Regions from separate parts of the Mus musculus genome. Here region 1 is linked to region 2. A link is a contact called in ENCODE Hi-C data. All regions are on one chromosome and are shown on one strand. The core of a region is the stretch at or near the end of the contact, and the rest is flanking DNA. Distances in the headings are between cores, read along the strand shown. Region 1 holds the start of Ccser2 (coiled-coil serine rich 2). Region 2 holds the start of Wapl (WAPL cohesin release factor).

Region 1 (3,750 bases), core at 511-3,010, 2.3 Mb after region 2:
CAAACAGTCCCATGGAGAGGACATGTGTAACTGTAGACGAAACGAGAACGCAGACAAGCACCAGAAACTGGAAAAGACTGAAGGAATTCTAACCATGAAATTAAAATTCTCTTCTTCACCCACAATAGTAAAAGCAATATGGCAACAAGCAAAAAGATTCTACCTGAGGGAAGGTAGAATAAAAAAGTTCCTGCGCGAAGGGCGGCTTCTGGCTTTCTTGTTATGACGTATTAAAGAAACAGAACAAATTACAGGTTAAGGGTTGTTAAGTATTTTTAACCTAGAGACTGAGGTCAGTGTTGCTGAGAACAAGGAAGAAAACCACCATATAAGAGAAGAGCAATGCACTCTAACAAATTAAGAGAGACAAACATTAATAAAGTCTGGAAAGAAGACTGACTTCATCCAATGCAAACCCTTCATCAACGTTTACATCCCTTACCAATTATACACTATACATTTTAACGCATACTTTATAGTTATCCTTTGCATTAAATTTGATTCCAGTTTTTTAATCTAAATGATGATACTTTAATCAACTGTCTAAATACATATGTCTCACTAATACTTAATGTTCTTGACCCCCCCAAAAAAAATGCTTTTTCAAACGGCTACTCTGAAAAAAAAAAAAAAAGGTAAATGCTTATTCTCATTCATAACCGTCCTCCCCCAGCTTGGGTTTTTTGAGACAAGGTCCAGGTAGTTTTTGCTATTCTGAAGCTTGCTATGTAGACTAGGTTAGCCTGGAACTCACAGAAATCCACCTGCCTCTGCGTCCTGAATGCCAGGATAAAGGCGTGAACCACCTGGTTTTTCTCTCTCCTTAAGTGAAACAGGGCATTCCAATCTTGAACGGCGAAGAGTCTGTGCACTAGTCATTTCCATGGCTAAGGCCTATTTTATGATCAGCAAACCTAATTGGCTAGGTAGCCAGCAAAGATGAATTTGCAATTATTGAAATTCAAAATCAGGCTTTACGAGCAACGACCACCTCAAATGGATTGCCCCCTCCCTTTACTTTGTCAAGAAAGTAGGTACATTTTTAAAAAAAATGTATAAAAATAGACGTCCAAAAGAGGGAGAGGAGGGGCGTAAAGCACCTGAACCTACAGACGCCCCGTAATCCACCAAAGTTCTCAAGACGTGTTTTAGGGCGTGTCTTTGTTTTGACTCAGTGATTTAAAAAAAAAAAAAAAAAAAAAATCCCACTCATTCCGGGCTCTCAGGTACTTTCCCTCACCAACGCGAGCATCCAGGCTTTGAAATCCCAGGGCATCTCTGCCTCGCCCTGATTTCCCGGTGCAGGAAGGCTGCAGCCCGGGCATCCCGCGGCCCCTTCCCGTCACAGCACCACCGAGCAGGGGCATCCGGCCTGCCCGCTGCACAGCAGGCGGCTCGGGAGAGGGGGCGGGGGCTCCGAGGGTCGTCCCAGAGCGCTGCTGGCCAAGGACACCCGGCCCTCCGTCCGCCCGCGCTGCGCCCCGGAGCCAGGCAGCCTCGGGCGCCCCGAGACCCCGGCCCTGACCCCCGACTCTCACCGTGCGGAGGTCGCGTTGCCTCCTCGGCCGCGGCCCGGCTGCCGGTCGCCCAGCGACCTGCCCGCCCGAGGATGGGAGAGAGGCGAGAGGCAGTTCCGTCACATCCCGGTCTGTCCAGCCGCCTGCCCCGCAGCAGCCAGCATCGCCTCCTCGGCCTGCGGGAGCGCCGGACTTCACCGACGCCGCGCCCCCTCCCTAGGCCGGCACCCTCCTGGACTCCGCCCTCCAGGGCCCTCGCACTACGCGTGCGCGGCCCCGCCTCCCGGTCTGTCCTTGCGCAGGCGCGAGTCTCACTGGACTAGACCCCGCCTCCGGGCCCGCCCCAACCTCGCGCCAGCCGTTCGCAGGCTCCGCCCTGATCCACTGACCTTGCCTTTTTACCCCCTGACTCAGGTCTTTTCCTGGCTTGAACCTTTCACTCCGGTCTCTTGGCTGGATTCAAATGTGCAGCTTGACCACAACCAAACCTGTCAGCTCCGGCTCCAGTCTGACAGGAGTGATCTGAACACTGGAGCAAGCATGACTTCCCCACTTTACGTCTTGTTTTGGCCTGACTGTGGCTGGCTATGCCTCAGCCGTGCATACTGAATCTGAGCGGAGATTGCGATAAAACACTGAGAGCTGAGAATTGGAGCTATTTTATGAGGCTGTGGATCCCAATCCCATTCCAAATGCCATCTCTCCCTCCTTCCTAGATGGTCAGACAAGTCGTTGAGAGTCACCATCATGAAAGCCTTCAGTATCTGGCTGTCTATTAAAAGCATTGACGGTGATATTTATCTGACCCTAGACTGCCTAGTCTCCTCACTAGCCCTAACAGCTCAACTGAAATTAATAATATTGAAAGAGAACTTGGAAAGTCTCCACCTGTCCTCCAGACCACTAACATAACCACTGTGGTAGGGGAGGAGACACTAGCGCCCCTCAGGCCATCAGACTGTTGAAACATTATACTCCAAATAATGTTTTAAATTTTAGGTATTTTCATCCTGGAGAAATGGAAACAACACTGAAGGCCTAGCGCTATCCAGAGAAGGAGCTTGCCTCCCAGGATTCGTAGCTCTGACAACTTCTCAGACCACTTTGCAAGATAGACCGGAGTGAGCCGAAACAGTGCTAGGTCAGTCCTATCACACCTTAACCAGGCAGGAGTGCTCAATTTACAACTATCTCTAGCTCTCTATATAGACTTAAACCTCTGGTCAGTACTCCTGACGGTGGACTTGGTGATAACTGTACCCTTTTGCTTCCTCCAATTCCCTATGTGGCCATAATGAGTAAATTTCCTTTTTACCTGTTTCATTATTACTTGTCTCTTTAATTGGTCAATAGAATAATGATAGGGAGACTTAATTTTGTGGATGATAATGTGTATCTTTAAAGTGCTGGAAAAGACTAGGGCTTCATGCAGTATGTTTCTTTTTAGATTAAGTAAATCATTAAGAGAGCAAACACCAGTTCCAGACCTCAGATTCAAACACAACACTCATGCGATGAGGTTGCTAAATATGCTTTGGACTTTACGCTACAATCTAAATTGAGAGATGGAAAAGAAGTGGCTCTCCACAGCTTGTCCTTGGGAGCTAGGCAAGATGCAACTGTTCCAATAGGCTCTATAAAGAATCTGGGAGGGGGCAGGGTGATCTTTCCATTCCCCAAACCAGGAAGAGCTTTGCTTCTCAGAACTGCTTGGCTGTTGTCTTGTGACTCCCTGAATATTTGAGGTAAGTATGTGTTTTCTTTGGCAGTTTGACGTGCTAGGTCACCACTTCCCTTTCTTCTGCAAAGGTAGAAGCCTTACAGAGTGCCTGATGCATATGAATTTTTCAGGCTTCATCAAATTTTCTGTGTTCCCATTTTGTCTTTGTCCCAATTTTCTCACTTCCTTGGTTGGCACCTTGCTTCTATTTCTATTAGGCAAATCTTCCAGTGTATGCCCACAGGATTTTAATTTCCCGGATGACTGTGACAACACCGCGAGATCAATGTACTGAAAGATTATTTTTATGGCTTACATTTCCTGAAAGATGGGGTGCCATGTCATGCAGGGGCATATGGAGAGGCATTGGGTTTGGCTGGGAGTGAAGGGAAAACCCAGACCAAAGCTATTATTGGAATGTATGTGGAAAAGGAAAGGGAGATGCAGGAATATATTGAGGATGTCTAGTGTAGATACTGTCAGCGGATTCTAAACCACAGATACTTGTCTAGT
Region 2 (4,274 bases), core at 1,602-4,101:
GAGGCTGGCTACGATCCTCCTTCTTCAGCTTCCTGACTGCAGGTGCTACAGTCCGTGTATCTATACCTGGTTTCATGTATAACTTCTGCTACATTTAAGAGTATCCATACATGCAGCCGGGCGTGGTGGCGCACACCTGTAATCTCAGCACTTGGGAGGCAGAGGTAGGCAGATTTCTGAGTTCGAGGCCAGCCTGGTCTACAGAGTGAGTACCAGGACAGCAGCCAGGGCTACACAGAGAAACCCTGTCTCCAAAAACCAAAAAAAAAAAAAAAAAAAAAAAAAAAAGAAAAGAAAAAAAAAAAGAATATCCATACCTATCAATAAAGTTGAGATTATTCCTTTGTTAGTTGCAGTGCCAGCCTTCCTATATACCCTTTCCTGCATAATGAGGAGGACAGTCTAGGGCACAAATGAATCCCCTAAAAGCCCTAGCTGCATACTTGATGCATATTAGGTTCTTGACTCTTGTGCTTGTTTATGACAGGCAAGTACTCTATCACCAAGTTATAGGCCAAGCCCAGTTTTCCCTTCCATATCTGAATCCAGACTGGCTTGGGATGCTTAAAGCTCCTACCTTAAACTCAGAAGGACTGGGATTGCTCTTCCCTTTCTCACCCATCCTCGGTGGATTACATGTTGTGGATCTACTATATAAACCAGTGCTTGTCAAACTCTGATGTGTGAACCCATTGCCTGGGGGACTCCCACTAATCTGCAGATGTCTGGGGTTGGGGCGAGGCTGGGAATTATCCCTTCCCAGCAAGGTCAAGGGTTATGCTTAGATACTGACATCGGGTCATTCTTTCAGTAGTAGGAATTTAGACACAACTAAGTTCTATCACTTAAGATAAGGACCCTATAAAGGGTGCCAAAGACTGTTTCTTTAATTAACCTTTCCACTTTTGCTTCACTCAGCTTCAAAACCCACTAAGTGCAGAATACTAGCAGGGCTAGGCCAGAGGATATTTCTCTTGGTTTTGGAACCTCCTCCAGGAAGATCTTGCAACTACCCCTCTCTACCTCTTTTGGCTTTTTGATCTTACCTTTTCCCTCTGATGATAATTACCCTCTAATTAGCACCCACCACCATGTCATCTAAATAATTAACCTAAGTGCAGACTGCACCTCTGCCTGCCATCTTCAAACAAATGATAAAACAATATCCTAAGCTGCTGATTAAAAAGACAAAATTGGCCCAAATAGGTCATATATGTATACCATATATAGTGCAAGACTGGTTCCTTAGCATAAGTTAAGAGGCGATGGCCTGCTGTGAAGTCAGTCAGGCTGATACTGGGGAAACTGCAAATGCAAGAATGTAAGTTATGAACTTAGGATCAAAAGGAAAACAATTCAAGTGTTGAAAATCCACCTTAAATTCCTATTGGGAAGTGCTCATGTTTTTTATTTTTAAGAGGGTGGCAGAAGGGAGTGCCAAGGGCATCTAACCAAGGGCATGCTGGAGAAAAACTCTACTATTAACTTATCCTCTCAGTCAGAAGTTTTTATTTTTCCTTTTTAGCTTTGTTGGAAAAATCCATTGACTACAGTGGAGGGAGCTTGAAATTTGAGGAGTCTTTAAAAGCAAATCTGGCAGAAGAGGTTGTCTTTTCACTAAAAGCAATTAGTAGTTTTCTAATTTCTCAGATGAGTCTCCATTAGCTGCAAGGCCAATGACTGACCACTCACTTCTCCTAAGGGAAACTGTTTTAGAAAGCTATTTTCTCATTGAAGGTTTAAAATAAAACCTCTCCAAGTTTCTCAACCAGGTGATTCACTGACATGAAAAAAAGTCTCTGCAGAAGAAAACTTAAAAATACTCCGTCCATCATTCACTACCTTCTTGTCCGGGACTAGTTAGTTGAAAACCCAAACCAAAACAAACAATCCGTCCCCCCCAAACCAAAACTTTATTATGAACAATTTGAGACATAAATACTGGTATGATAGCATATGTGTACATATCCCACAGCTCCAACATCGAAGGACATCCTCAGTTAATTTATTCCCTTCTTTCCCAGTTTCCAGAGGCTTAGTCTAAAACAAAATAAACGTATTGGATCATTTTACCTATCAACACTTTAGTGTGTGTGTGTGTGTGTGTGTGTGTTTTAAATTTAAAGCCACATTACCGTAAGCACGTTCGATAAGGATGACGATAATTCCTTAGTAACATAAAATACTCGGGGAGCGGGGGTGGGGTGGGGGTGTGGGGTGTCATTGCTAACAGGTAGGGGACAGAACTCCGTAGTGGGGACTGAACAAGAAAGGAGAGAGAGGATGAAGTGGCCGGCTGAAGCGGATCCCGGCTGCGAGGAGACCAGCACCCGACTGCTCCAGGTTTCGCTGCTCGTTTACCTGCGTTGGCTCTCTCGCACCGTCAGACCAGGTCAAAGGCGGCCCCAAGTTCCCCGCCTCCAAGGTCCGGGCGGTGGCCCAGCAGGCTCGGCGCAGCTGCACAAGTCTCTGTCCCTAGACACCGGAGGGTCCCTGGAGGGGAAACGATTGACACAGCTGCCTGCACTGTGCCGCGAGCCTTCCCGCGCTGCACCTGCGTCTCGTCGCGTGGCTAGGAACTGGGACTGGCTCCGGAGTCGGTGAAGTCCAGCAGGCCCTTAGCCAGAACCTATACCGTTCGCCAGCTCCGGAACCGGGCTTTAGACACCAGGACCTTGCGGAAGAGAGAACTACAACTCCCGTCGGGCCACGCGGTCCGACCAATGGTGGTAGCCGGCGCGTGCGGGGCGCGGCGCCTGCGCGGCGGTTTGAGTAAGAGGCCGTACGATTGGCTGCGGAGTCGGGCGGCCGCGCGGGGCCTGTGGGAAGCGGAGTGACGGAGCGAGCGGCTGTTGGAGGAAGGAGGTGGGGGGCCGGGAGCGCAAATGGCGTTGAGATGGTTCAGGGCCCTGTTCAAACTCCAGCGCTGACCATTCACCGGCGGAGGCGGCGGCGCAGAAGGCGGCGGCGGCCCAGCGGGGGCACGTAGCGGGCTCGGCACCGGCGGCGGCCGCCAGGGAGGCCTAGGCCCTGTCCGGCCGGCGCGCCTGAGGTGGGGAGGGAAGTTGCGGGGCCGCCGCTCACCCCCCACCCCCCCTGTCGCCCGAGCTTCCTATTTACCGAAGCGGAGCCGCGGACTGTGACGGCAGCAGAGCCCCTCGCCCCTCTCGGTGGCACCGGTCGGCACTGGTCTCTCGCGCGGGGCTCCCGCGCCCGCCCGCGGGCCGTTGGGAGCCGGAGAGGCGGAGGCGGCCCGAGGCCAAAGCACCCGCCAGGCGCCGAGGGTAAGTGAGGTCTCGGGCGGCTGCCTAGGCCCGGAGTGAGTTGGGGCGGGTGGAGGCGGCAGGGGCGGCGCGAGGCTCGTTGCTCACCTGGCTTCTAAGGAAGTTGGGCACCGGAGGATCGCAAGAAACTCTTTCCCTTCCCACCTCTTAATTTTGCCTTTTGAGTTCTTCTCCGGCTACTTGATTTGACTTCTCTTTTCCAAACCCGGTCCGGTTGATTTGAGTCCCGAATTCTTTTTCCCCGTCGTCTCCTCCGCCTCTAGCCGTCACCGAGAGGCCTTGCTTCGGGGACTCGGTAGCAGAAGCTTCCGGGGCGTCCGAAGCGACATCCCTTTCCTAGGCTGTGGGGGTTGGGAGGAGAAAAGTTGCGTGAGTGTCCAGCCCGAGGGGTGTCTCGGCTCCAGCCTCCGGGCGCACTCGCAGCCTCAGGTGAGGGTTTCTGTTTGCCCATTCCACTCTCCTCTCTTTATTGAAGCCCCCCTAATGCATTACCTTGGGTGTCTTTCCTGGAAGTGGCTAGGTTTCTTTACAGCTTCAGTGTAAGGAGGTTGGTTGGTTGTTTTGTATACCCTTTCCCTAATTTAAATCGCAGTGCACTTCCATCAAAAGTCAGCTGGGCTTTGGGATGAAGCGAAGGCCTCCCAAATCGAAAACAATCAGTTGTGAACCTTCTTTTCCTTTTTAGTTAGGACTGTTGGTGAAATTTGAAGCCAGAACAAGATAGTGTGTCTGAAATGTGCGTAAAACGTCATGCCAAATATATATGCTGAATTTGTACATATGTTAAGCTTAGATAATGCCATCGCAGTAGTCTGCTGACTTTTTAAAATGGACGTTATGGAAAACAGTAAAAGCAATCACGTAACTCTTGTACTCATATCTCCTGGATTCTGTACATAATAACTCAACCATATTTTCTAATCAGTACGCTCCCCATTCCTTAATATTAAAAAAATCACTGATATTTCATCAATATTTAATGATGTTAAT

Evidence for each region. A loop is a pair of places that touch in the nucleus more often than their neighbours do.
Region 1: a loop to region 2 is called in a map of heart, with 7 times the contacts of the local background. The contact joins the promoter of Ccser2 here to the promoter of Wapl in region 2. A Hi-C loop is called at or near these places in 2 of 37 maps with a recorded cell type or tissue (heart and regulatory T cell).

The regions. Positions count from the first base shown.
Region 1 is chr14:36,967,004-36,970,753 of GRCm38, forward strand. Ccser2 (coiled-coil serine rich 2) reads right to left here and starts at 1,761. Exons shown (of 11, transcript NM_027045.1): 1 at 1,539-1,761.
Region 2 is chr14:34,671,077-34,675,350 of GRCm38, forward strand. It overlaps Wapl (WAPL cohesin release factor), which reads left to right and starts at 2,852. Exons shown (of 19, transcript NM_001004436.4): 1 at 2,852-3,284. 5830448L01Rik (RIKEN cDNA 5830448L01 gene) reads right to left here and starts at 3,592. Exons shown (of 1, transcript NR_165636.1): 1 at 1,895-3,592.